Linked DNA regions of Homo sapiens: region 2 is linked to region 1. Evidence: read pairs that join two places in POLR2A ChIA-PET (ENCODE). Cell type or tissue: HepG2. All regions are shown on one strand. Region 1 holds the start of LUC7L3 (LUC7 like 3 pre-mRNA splicing factor). Region 2 overlaps ABCC3 (ATP binding cassette subfamily C member 3).

Evidence for each region. Peaks named below come from ENCODE experiments on the same cell type or tissue, not always from the same donor. Only the 100,000 strongest peaks of a DNase experiment are listed, where the experiment ranks them.
Region 2: POLR2A ChIA-PET joins it to region 1 with 11 read pairs; 11 of 35 experiments call an interaction of 5 or more read pairs at or near these places.

What each region holds. Positions count from the first base shown.
Region 1 is chr17:50,716,647-50,721,646 of GRCh38, reverse strand. It overlaps LUC7L3 (LUC7 like 3 pre-mRNA splicing factor), which reads right to left and starts at 2,044. Exons shown (of 10, transcript NM_016424.5): 1 at 1,816-2,044. The coding sequence starts at 1,914. RefSeq lists silencers at 1,708-1,767, 2,108-2,337 and an enhancer at 1,938-2,077. In HepG2, a CTCF peak has its summit at 4,044; a DNase peak (open chromatin) is centred at 2,086; H3K4me3 peaks cover 3,167 bases.
Region 2 is chr17:50,659,311-50,664,310 of GRCh38, reverse strand. ABCC3 (ATP binding cassette subfamily C member 3) reads right to left here. Exons shown (of 31, transcript NM_003786.4): 7 at 4,943-5,000; 8 at 3,197-3,388; 9 at 453-630; 10 at 200-361. Among named protein-coding and RNA genes, the nearest start is that of ABCC3, 27 kb to the right of the region's middle. RefSeq lists enhancers at 1,282-2,263, 1,926-3,125. In HepG2, no CTCF peak of the experiment used is centred here; DNase peaks (open chromatin) are centred at 250, 2,350 and 3,920.

The DNA.
Region 1 (5,000 bases):
AGACCATGTGCTTTGTTTTTGCTCAACACTACCAACATTTTCCCTGCAGATATCAATCTGAAATGCCAGTAACTGACTTGAAATCCTTCAATCTAGAGTGAAGTGCAATCTGTCATTAAGGCATTAAATACTTTAGTAATAAACACTGAAAGTTAAAATTAGTGAAAAGTACTAAAACTGAAAGCAAAGCAGATTACGGCTGAGATGACATAAAACCTAAATTGCTATTCTGAGGGCCTCATCATTGAAGAGTCATAAACCCATCACATACAATGCAATGTGGCAACAAATTACCCCGGGAAAGAAAACAGTTTCTCTAAAACGTGTTCAAAGTCAAGGGTGCAGAGATACAAGGCTGTTCCAACTGATAAGGAGTGCAATGGAAAGCATTTTTCTCTTGAATTCAAAATATACAAATAACCTATTGAACATAAGCCAAATCGCCATAATGTTTTGGTTTTTTACCTTACTTAGGATTTTGAGCGTTATTCCTAACACATTTGCAAAGTTTAGACTGAAAGGTTACAGAGTCAGGTAGTTAAAAAAAAAAAAAGTTACTTCGCTATAACAAAGATGCCTACAAAAGAAAGATGGTCAAGGTAAGCAGTTCCTTAGTCTCCTATTGTGACAAATGGTCGGGGGGATGGGGAGCCTAAATGTTAAAAACAAAAAACCCACCTCTTAAAAACAATAAATTCTACTCTAAGAATGTTTCATACTACTTTGGAATCAGTTAGCACCCCAACACAACTTGAGCCAAACTTACTCTTTCTTAAAGTCCTAAAAGGAGTCATCTAGCACCAACTTGCTTTCCTACACTGCAAAAAAGAAATTTTACCTTAACCAAAGCCTACGTTTAAAAAGAGTAAGAAAACAGTTTTCTAAAGAAGCATGCATTACCTGAACTATTCCTTCCTATTTTGATTAGCAATTGTTTTAAAATTAGCATGTTAGATTATAACCTCAAAGTAAAATTAAATTCTGTATCTATTCTCCAGATAAGACCTAAAGTAAACATTACACTGCATGTTCAAAACTAGATCAAAACACTTGAAATGCTACAGTAGGTGCAGAGAACCAGTTTCATAGGATTGTGGAAAGCTAACAGAACTACAAAGATTAGTTTCCTCAGTTGCCAAGACTTTGGGTGAGCCTTTTTAAGTCTCACCAGTGAAACTGGGGTTATAATATTTACCTTTACTCCCCGGGCTAAGAGCATCAAATGAGTTTTATGTGGAAGAAAAAACCTTGACAGCTGCCTCTATAAGGGACTTCTTAGAATACTGTTAACGAACAATACTTGTAAATCATCACGGTAAACCCTAACAAGTAAACGACTTCTTTTACATTTCTATTTCCCCGTATAAGCGTCATGCTGTAATTACTTAAATAAAATACCGCCACGATTTTTACCATGAATCCTGGTCAGAAATTTTAGTCTAAATACGACGTTCAACCCAAACTATAGAAAAATGTGCCCTTCTCCCTATTTCATAATGAGGTGAAACCTCGGAGCCGCTAGATTTAATAAGACGCTGCTATCCTTCTTTCCCGCGTTTCCCCGCCTCATCAAGGTGCTTTTCAATTATGCCAAGGGCTCTCCCGGACCCCCTTGATACTAGAACAACAAAACCAAATCACCCCCATCCCCGGGTCCGGACAGCATCCTCCCTCCTGGCTCCATGGGCACCGGGTCAGACGCTCGACCCCGGGTGCGGCCCTGGCCACATCGCGCCGCGGCCAGGAGGGCCACAGCCCGCGCCCGCTCCCCTCCCCCACGGAGCCCGGGCTCAGGCCAAGGCCCGCGGGACTTACGCTCTCGTGGTCCCACCGCACGTTGCTGCGCTTCTCGTCCGGGGCTAGGTTTCGGTCCCGGCCCATTAACTCATCCAACAACTGCGCGGCCGAAATCATGGTGCTTCCTTCGGGCGGCTGTTCCCACCAGCCCAGGCACCCGCCAACGAAAACACGGGCGACACCGTCGCCAATCTCCTCGGCCCGCTCTCAGGCCGAAATCCCTCCTACACACAGGAGCCGACAAGACAAAATGGCCGCCGCGCGGACGCCTTCCCAGCATGCCGTGCGCCCGTGGGACACGCCCAGGCCCGGGCGGAGAGGGCGAGCTCGGCTTCCGCCGTCCGGGGGCGGGGCCCGCGGAGGCCGGGTAGGGACTCCGCCCCTGTCTAGAGGCCGCGGGGACGGGTAGCCTCTGCCCGCGCGCCTCCCCAAGCGCCCGGTTTTCCCGAGCTTCTTCACGGTGAGAAATTGGAGCCTAGGTCTTGAAGCCTGGACACCGCTTCAAAATGGAGAAAGTGTCTCCTTTAGTCCACGTGGTGCACATGGTGCCTCATGCAGCGGAGGAAACTGAAGATTACGGCTTCCGACTCCATTTTCCTAGTCGCTGTGCTCACGCCTCTTGCACCTGGCTTTGTCCTCCCGCCCTGAGTCTCCTGATTAACAGGATGGGAAATCGAGGCAAGAAGAGACAAGGCGGCTTCTAAAATACGGGGATTCAGTCCTACACCAAATGTCTCCCAGTGTGGAATTTTTTAAAAAGATATTGATCCAGTAGGCCAGGTGAGGTGGCTCACGCCTGTAATCACAGCACTTTGGGAGGCCGAAGCGGGCGGATCACCTGAGGTCGGGAGTTCGAGATCAGCCTGACCAACATGGAGAAACCCCGTCTCCACTAAAAATACAAAATTAGGTTGGCGTGGTGGCGCATGCCTGTAATCCCAACTACTCAGGGGGCTGAGGCTGGAGAATCGCTTGAACCCGGGAGGCGGAGGTCGCGGTGAGCCGAGATCGCGCCATTGCACTCCAGTCTGGACAACAAGAGCAAAACTCCATCTCAAAAAAAAAAAAAAAAAAAAAAAAAATATATATATATATATATATATATATACACACACACACACACACACACATACACACACACACACACACATATATATAGATAGGTAGATCCATTTATTCAACAAATGGTATGTGCCAGGCACTGTGCTTAAAGCTAAACTCAGAACCTTTCAGACAGTCCATGCTCCCGCAGACCTGTGCATTGGCGAGGGGAGATAATCGCTGAAGAAATAAAGTCACAAATATATCAACGTATGTTGGGATAATGCTTTAGCACAGTTAAGGGTATGGTCTCTAAAGCCAGATTGCCTGGGTTCGTAATCCCAGCTCTGCCGCTCTGTGCCTTTGTTTCCTTTTCTGTAAAATGGGGTTTACAATAGTCCTCCCCCGGCCCCCAGCCACGATGCTATTGTGAAGATTAAATGAGTTTATACAATGTAAGGCACTACACATTGATAACAAGCCCAACACTTTTATTTTTGGGGGGACTGGGTCTGGCCCTGTCACCCAGGCTGGAGTGCAATGGCACGATCTCAGCTCACTGCAGCTTCAACCTCCCGGGCTCAGGCGACCCCCTCGCCTCAACCTCCCCAGTAGCTGGGACTACAGGCGCATGCCACCACGCCCGGCTAAGTTTTTGTATTTTTGGTAGAGACGGGGTTTCGCCAAGTTGCCCAGGCTGGTCTTGAACTCCTGAGCTCAAATAATCCACCCACCTCAGCCTCCCAAAGTGTTGGGATTACAGGCGTGAACCACCGCGCCCGGTCGTGGACACCTCTTTTTAAGAAGGAAAGCAGCAAAATAGGGTGAGAACTCAAAGGAGGTATGGGACATGAAGCCTTTTTTTTTTTTTTTTTTTTTTTTTGAGCTATCGCTCAGGCTGGAGTGCAGTGGTACCATCTTGGCTCACTGCAACCTCTGCCTCCCGGGTTCAAGTTTATCCTGCCGCAGCCTCCTGAGTAGCTGGGATTACAAGCACCCGCCACCACGCCCAGCTAATTTTTGTACTTTTAGTAGAGACGGAGTTTCGCCATGTTGGCCAGGCTGATCTCAAACTCCTGACCTCAGGTGATCCACCTGCCTCGACCTCCCAAAGTTCCCAAAGTGCTGGGATTACAGGCGTGAGCCACCAAGTGGGGCTGGAGCCTTTTTGAAGATAGGAAATTAGAGGCTAGACATGGTGGCTCACGCCATAATCCCACTACTTTAGGGAGGCAGAGGCAGGGAGATAGCTTGAGGCCAGGAGTTTAAGACCTGCCTGGGCAACATAACAAGACGCCATTCTCCACAAAAAGGAAAAAAAAAGAAAAGACCAAAAAAAAAAAAACCCCAAACGTAGGAAATGAGAGAATGTTTAATGTTGGGGATATTCCAGTAGAGAGGTGGAAAATAAAAGAAGGGGATAGTTAATGACTTAAAATCTTAAAAAGGTAACGGGTTGGGTCCTGGCGTGGTGACTCACGCCTGGAATCCTAGCACTTTGGGAGGCAGAGGTGGGTCATTTGAGGTCATGGGTTCGAGACCAGCCTGGCCAACATGGGGAAACCCTGTCTCTACTAAAAACACAAAGGATAGCCAGGCGTGGTGGTGGCGCCTGTGATCTCAGCTACTCGGGAAGCTGAGGCAGGAGCATCGCTTTAAACAGTGGACTGTCAAGAGACTTAGGCTGTAGTGAGCCAAGGTCGCGCCACTGCACTCCAGCCTGGGCAACAGAGTGAGTGAGACTGTGTCTTAAAAAAAAAAAAAAAGTAATGGGTTAGGCTCCAGGGCATATTTGAAACCTCTGGCCTTTGATAGGAGAAAGGATCTTCTCCACTGAAACAAGAAAGAAGAAAATCAATTTACAGATTTAGCAGTGAGATGAGGCAGTTCTCAGCTGTTGGTTACAGTTTTCCCAATGAAGCATTTATTGAGGGCTCTCCACTGTTACTACCACCAAAAAAAAAAAGGCCGGCCACAGTGGCTCACACCTGCAATCCCAGCACTTTGGGAGGCCGAGGCAGACAGATCATGAGGTCAGGAGATCAAGACCATCCTGGCTAACACGGTGAAACCCCGTCTCTACTAAAAATACAAAAAATTAGCCGGGCATGGTGGCGGGCGCCTGTAGTTCCAGCTACTCCAGAAGCTGAGGCAGGAGAATG
Region 2 (5,000 bases), 57 kb after region 1:
GGAGTGTGGTGGCTATTCGCAGGCACAATCGTGGCGCACTGCAGCCAGAACTCTTGGGCTCAAGTGATCCTCTTGCCTCAGCCGCCTGAGCAGCTGGGACTACAAGCATGTGCCATGCTCCCAGTTCCAGAATAATCCTCTCTTGCCACTTCTGCAGCATGTCAGAGGAAGGAGGCAGAGGTCAGGGTTGGAGAGTCACCTGCCAGAGGAAGTAGATCGCCAGGATGATCTGCAGGGGTGCTGACCACAGCAGATTGAGGAAGGGGGCAAGGTCCATGAAGCGCTGGGCATCCACTGACATGAGGTTGACAATTTCCCCCACAGTGGACGCACGTTTGACTGAGTTGGTGATAACCAGAGCCTGCAGGTAGACAGTAGTGGGTGGACTTGGCTGCGAGCCTCTTGCAAGCTGCCCAGGGCCAGCCTTTCCCCTGGGCCCTGCTCCAGCTGACCTTCCTGTAGATGACACCCATGATCCCAGTACGAAACTTCACCCCAGTCACAAAGATGTAGTGGTAATAGTGTTGTAAGATCAGCGACTGCATCATGGAGCACAGGAACATCAGCCCAGCCACCAGGAAGCCCCACCAGGAGGGGGCCATGGGGTTGGAGATAAACCTGATCAGGATGCTGTGGGGAGGAGAGAGGAGTGAGGTGGGCAGTGCTGCCCCCATGGCTGCTCCCTCCTCTGCTGCCCTTTGCTTTTACCCGCAGTCTCCACTGCACCCCTGGCCTCTGAAACCTCCACCCCCTCCAACCTCTTGGGCCAGGGAGGGTCAACCCAGTACTGCCTCAAGACCACGACCTCCTGGCTCCACTCTGCCTTCACCTCGTTCTCTATCCACCATGGACCCTGCTGCACGCCCTATCGATGACGCTCTCACCACCAGCCTCACCTGCCTGCCTTCTTACCTCCTGACATATGGCGGGAAGAAATGCCACGTTTCCATTGACTGGACTTCCCTGCTCCTTCTCCTAGGCTGCTGGGGGCTCTAGATTCCGCCACATGACCACAAAGACTCTTGCCGCTCAAATCCACCTTTCCAAACTCAGTGGCCCCCAGCACTGCCTAGCAACCTTCTCTAGGTCCCTAATCCGCCCCCGCTCTTGGGGCCTTCTTCACCTCTCTTCTCTTCCCTTCAGGCCCATCCCAGCCCCCCACCCCTCTCAGCAGCTACCTGCCTTCTTGCTTAGCCACCCATTGAGAACTCCCTGCCACCCACAAACTCCTTGCCACTCACAAACTGCCCTCCAGTGGCTTGTCCTCCTTTTTCTGGTGCTCAGGCTGTCGGAGGCTGCCCCTGCCCCCGAGCCCTGGCCTTCCTCTGCCTCCTCAGGAACTTGCTGCGCTGTTGCCCCCTTTGCCGCTGAGCTTCACCCTGGCCACCTCTGCTGGAAGCTCTACACCTTCACCTATTGACATGACCGAGTCTCTTCATTGTTGGGACACTCTCCTCTCGACTACATGGAGCCCTCCAGCCATAATCATAGCCAGGCCTCCCCTTCTGTGATAGCTTAAGTTGTGTCTCCCAGAAAGATATGTTCAGCTCCCAACACCTGGTACCTGTGAACGTGGCCTCATTTGGTGAGGTCATATTGGAGTAGGGTGGGCCCCAGTGGCCCCAGCCCAGTGACTGGTGTCTCTCTCTCTCTTTTTTTTTTTTTTTTTTTTTGAGACAGGGTCTCTCTCTGTCACCTAGACTGGAGTGCGGTGGTGCCATCACAGCTCACGGCAGCCTCAACCTCTCAGGCTCAGGCAGTCTTCCCACCTCAGCCTCTTGAGTAGCTAGGACTCTAGGCGTATGCCACCAGGCCTGGCTAATATCTTAACTTTTTTGTAGAGACAGGGTCTTGCTATGTTGCTCAGGCTGGTCTCAAACTCTTGGGCTCGAGAGTTTGACTTCCAGCTAGCTGGGAATCTCCCCTTGGAGGACCCACCAGCACCACTGGCCCCACATGACCAGACTCCATCCACCACCTTGCCCCCCACCCAGCCTCCTCCTCCCACCGAGCCCATCAGCTCAGCAAAAGATCCATCGTCCTCCAGTTACCCAGGCCAGCACCCAGGTTGCCTGGCACTCCTCTGTCTCTCTGGCGCACACGCCCATCTCCCAAATTGCTCCTGAATACTTGTCTCATTCCTGGCCTGGACTCCATCTGACCGGGTTGGCCCACTTCCATCCAGCCACCCTGCCCTACATCCCCCACACTCCTGGCAGGAGATCCTTGAAGCCAGATGCCCCTCCCTGGCTCAGATCTTTCAAGGATATCCTTAGCTCTCCCTCTCTCTGTTTTCCTGCCCCTCCCTCTCGTTGCCATTTCCTCTGCCACTCAGAAACACCTGAGTCATGCTGTTTCAGGGCTTTGTGACTAAGCTGAGGCTGAACTTTCCCCTGTTTCTTCACCTACTTGTCTCTCCAAATTCGTTGACCTCCCAAGCCAGTGGGTGCTTCCTGCTGCATCCCAGGCTGGCTTCTTTGCCCCTCCCGGGGTTTTCCAGACACCCGAGAACACTTCTGCCCCCACTGAATTCTAATTGATTTACACGCTGGTTTCTCCCATAAGACATCAAGACCCTGTCTTATTGAACTCTGTATCCCTAGTATCGAGCACCATTCTGGTACCCTGGAGGTTCAATAAATGTTTGCTGAACAAATTAATGCATGCACGGAGGGGCAAGGAGGTGGGGACTTAGCTACTAGGCAGCTCTCCTTCCCACCCTCTCATTTGAGAGCTCGTTCTAGTCCAAGCCATTCCTGAGACAGATGTTAGAGCCTGATGGTGGGGACAGAGCACCTCAGTCGGAGCTCAGAGTCCTGGACTCAGACCTGATTCCTTCTTTGCTGTGTGCCCTTGGCCAAGTCACTTCACCTCTCTGAGTTCCTGCTTTCTCATCTGTGACATGGGAATGGGGCAATTCCGCATAGGATTGTTGGGAAGATTTAAAGACCCAATGCTTGTTAACGTACACACCACGGTGCCCGGCACATAGTATATGCACAGCAATTCTAAGTTGAATGTGAGTGAGGAAACAAGTCAGGCAATGCCACTTGCCAAAGGTCACACAGAAAGTGGAGCTAGCCTCCCTGGTTCCTGGTCTGGGGTTCTTTTCACTGTACGTTGTTCCTTCCTCTGGGCTAGCCAGCCAGCCCTGCTGCCCAGGGCAGGGCTATAGTGAGCCGGAGTGTGGAGAGACCTGAGCAGCTGTGGATTGATGAAGGAGAGCAGGTCCTGGATAAGCTTGAAGCAGGCACTGATGAGGAAGCTGGAGCCGAAGGTGGCCAGCAGGGCCTTCAGGAAGGAGGGCTTCCGGGGCCTGGGCCGGGCACCCAGCAGCACCTCGTCCTCGCCGGAGGCATTTTTCCCAGGTGCTGCTGAAGCCTTGTGTCTGGTCCAGGGAGGAAGGAGCAGTGGGTTAGGAATGGGGACAGGGGCTCCAGGAAGCCAAGGGCTAGGCTGGGCTGGCTAGGAGTGAGGAGGAGGAAGGAGCTGTTTTCTTGGCTCTCAGAGCTGGGAGGGGAACAGACAGCATAAGAATTGCACAAGCGACTCTGTCCTCAGCTGCCAGAGGGCATCTGAAGGGGTGGCCAGACTGCTACCACAAGGACTCTAAAACCCAGCTATCCCCCCAGTCTGGCCCTCTCCCCGCCTCCCCAGTGCTGGCTCCAGGGAGGACGCCAAGAGGGAAGGTAGATAAGATCAAGGATGGCTGTTGGTACAGCCACCGGGCAGCTGAACAGGGAGGGGGTGGAGTGGCATGGAGGGACTGAGAGGGGGTGCAGCAGGCAGACTGGGGGCCCATAGGTCTTCGTGGAGGCTCCAAGCCATGAAAGCCAGGATACTGCTAACCATGCCCAGCCCCAGGCTCCTCCAACAGCTGGTGACAACCGGAAGCTCCGGGCTGAGCAAACATTGAACTCCTAGGCCTGGATTGTGGATGGGAGGAGGGAGGGTTCAATCCTGGGGTCAGAATTGGGTGGAGAAAGATGATGCTCAGCGTCAGCTCTCTTGGTGAGGCAGTTGGCCAGAGACAGGTTTGTGGTCCTTGATAAGAGGCTGACAGTGGGAAGACCCCTCAGGGGAAGATCATCTCATTCAGCCGCCGCCTCCAGACAGGAGGAGGCAGAATTGGCAGGGGTGTGCTGGCTCCTGGCCCTGGAATCAGCCCTCTCAGTCAGGCAGGGTGGTGCAGTGATATGAGGAGAACCTCTGGGGCCAGCCGGCTCCATGTGGATTCCAGCTCTGCCACCACCAACTTGGGGACCCTGGGAGGCCCTCTGTTAAATTTCTGTGCTTCGGTGTCTCCATCTGTTTTTGTTGTTGTTGAGAAAAGGTCTCACTCTATTGCCCAGACTGGAGTACAGTGGCACAATCTCAGCTCACTATAGCCTTGACCTCTTGGGCTCAAATGATCCTCCCACCTCAGCCTCTCAAGTAGCTGGGACTACAGGTGCACACCACCATGCCCGGCTCATCTTGTTTATTTTTTGTAGAGACAAGGTCTCACTATATTGCCCAGGCTGGTCTTGAACTCTTGGACTCAAGCAATCCTCCTGCCTTGGCATCTCAAAGTGTTAGGATTACAGCTGTGAGCCACCACACCCGGCCCCAGTGTCCCCATCTGTAACACAGGGACACTTGAACCTACCCTTTAGGGCTGTTGAAAAATTAAGTGAGTTTATTTATATCCTTAGGATGGGACCTGGGATGGAGTAGTTGCTCCAAAGTGCCAGCCATTCTCCTGCCCCCACCAGAGCTGGGAGAACTAGCGCCATCCAGGCCTAAGCTTCCCATAGAATGGTCCCGAGGCTGCCAAGAAATCACCTGGTCCTGCTCTGCTTGCCACCCCAGCAATGCCGCCCTCCAAGGTCTACCAGCGTCCTCTGCAGGAGATCTGGGGTAAGCGAAGGGGCTGGGTGTTGGGGCAAGGGGAGGGCCTCACCGTGCCGTCTGCTTTTCCTGCTTCCTCCATGCCTCCAGCAGCTGCTGCACCACCATCT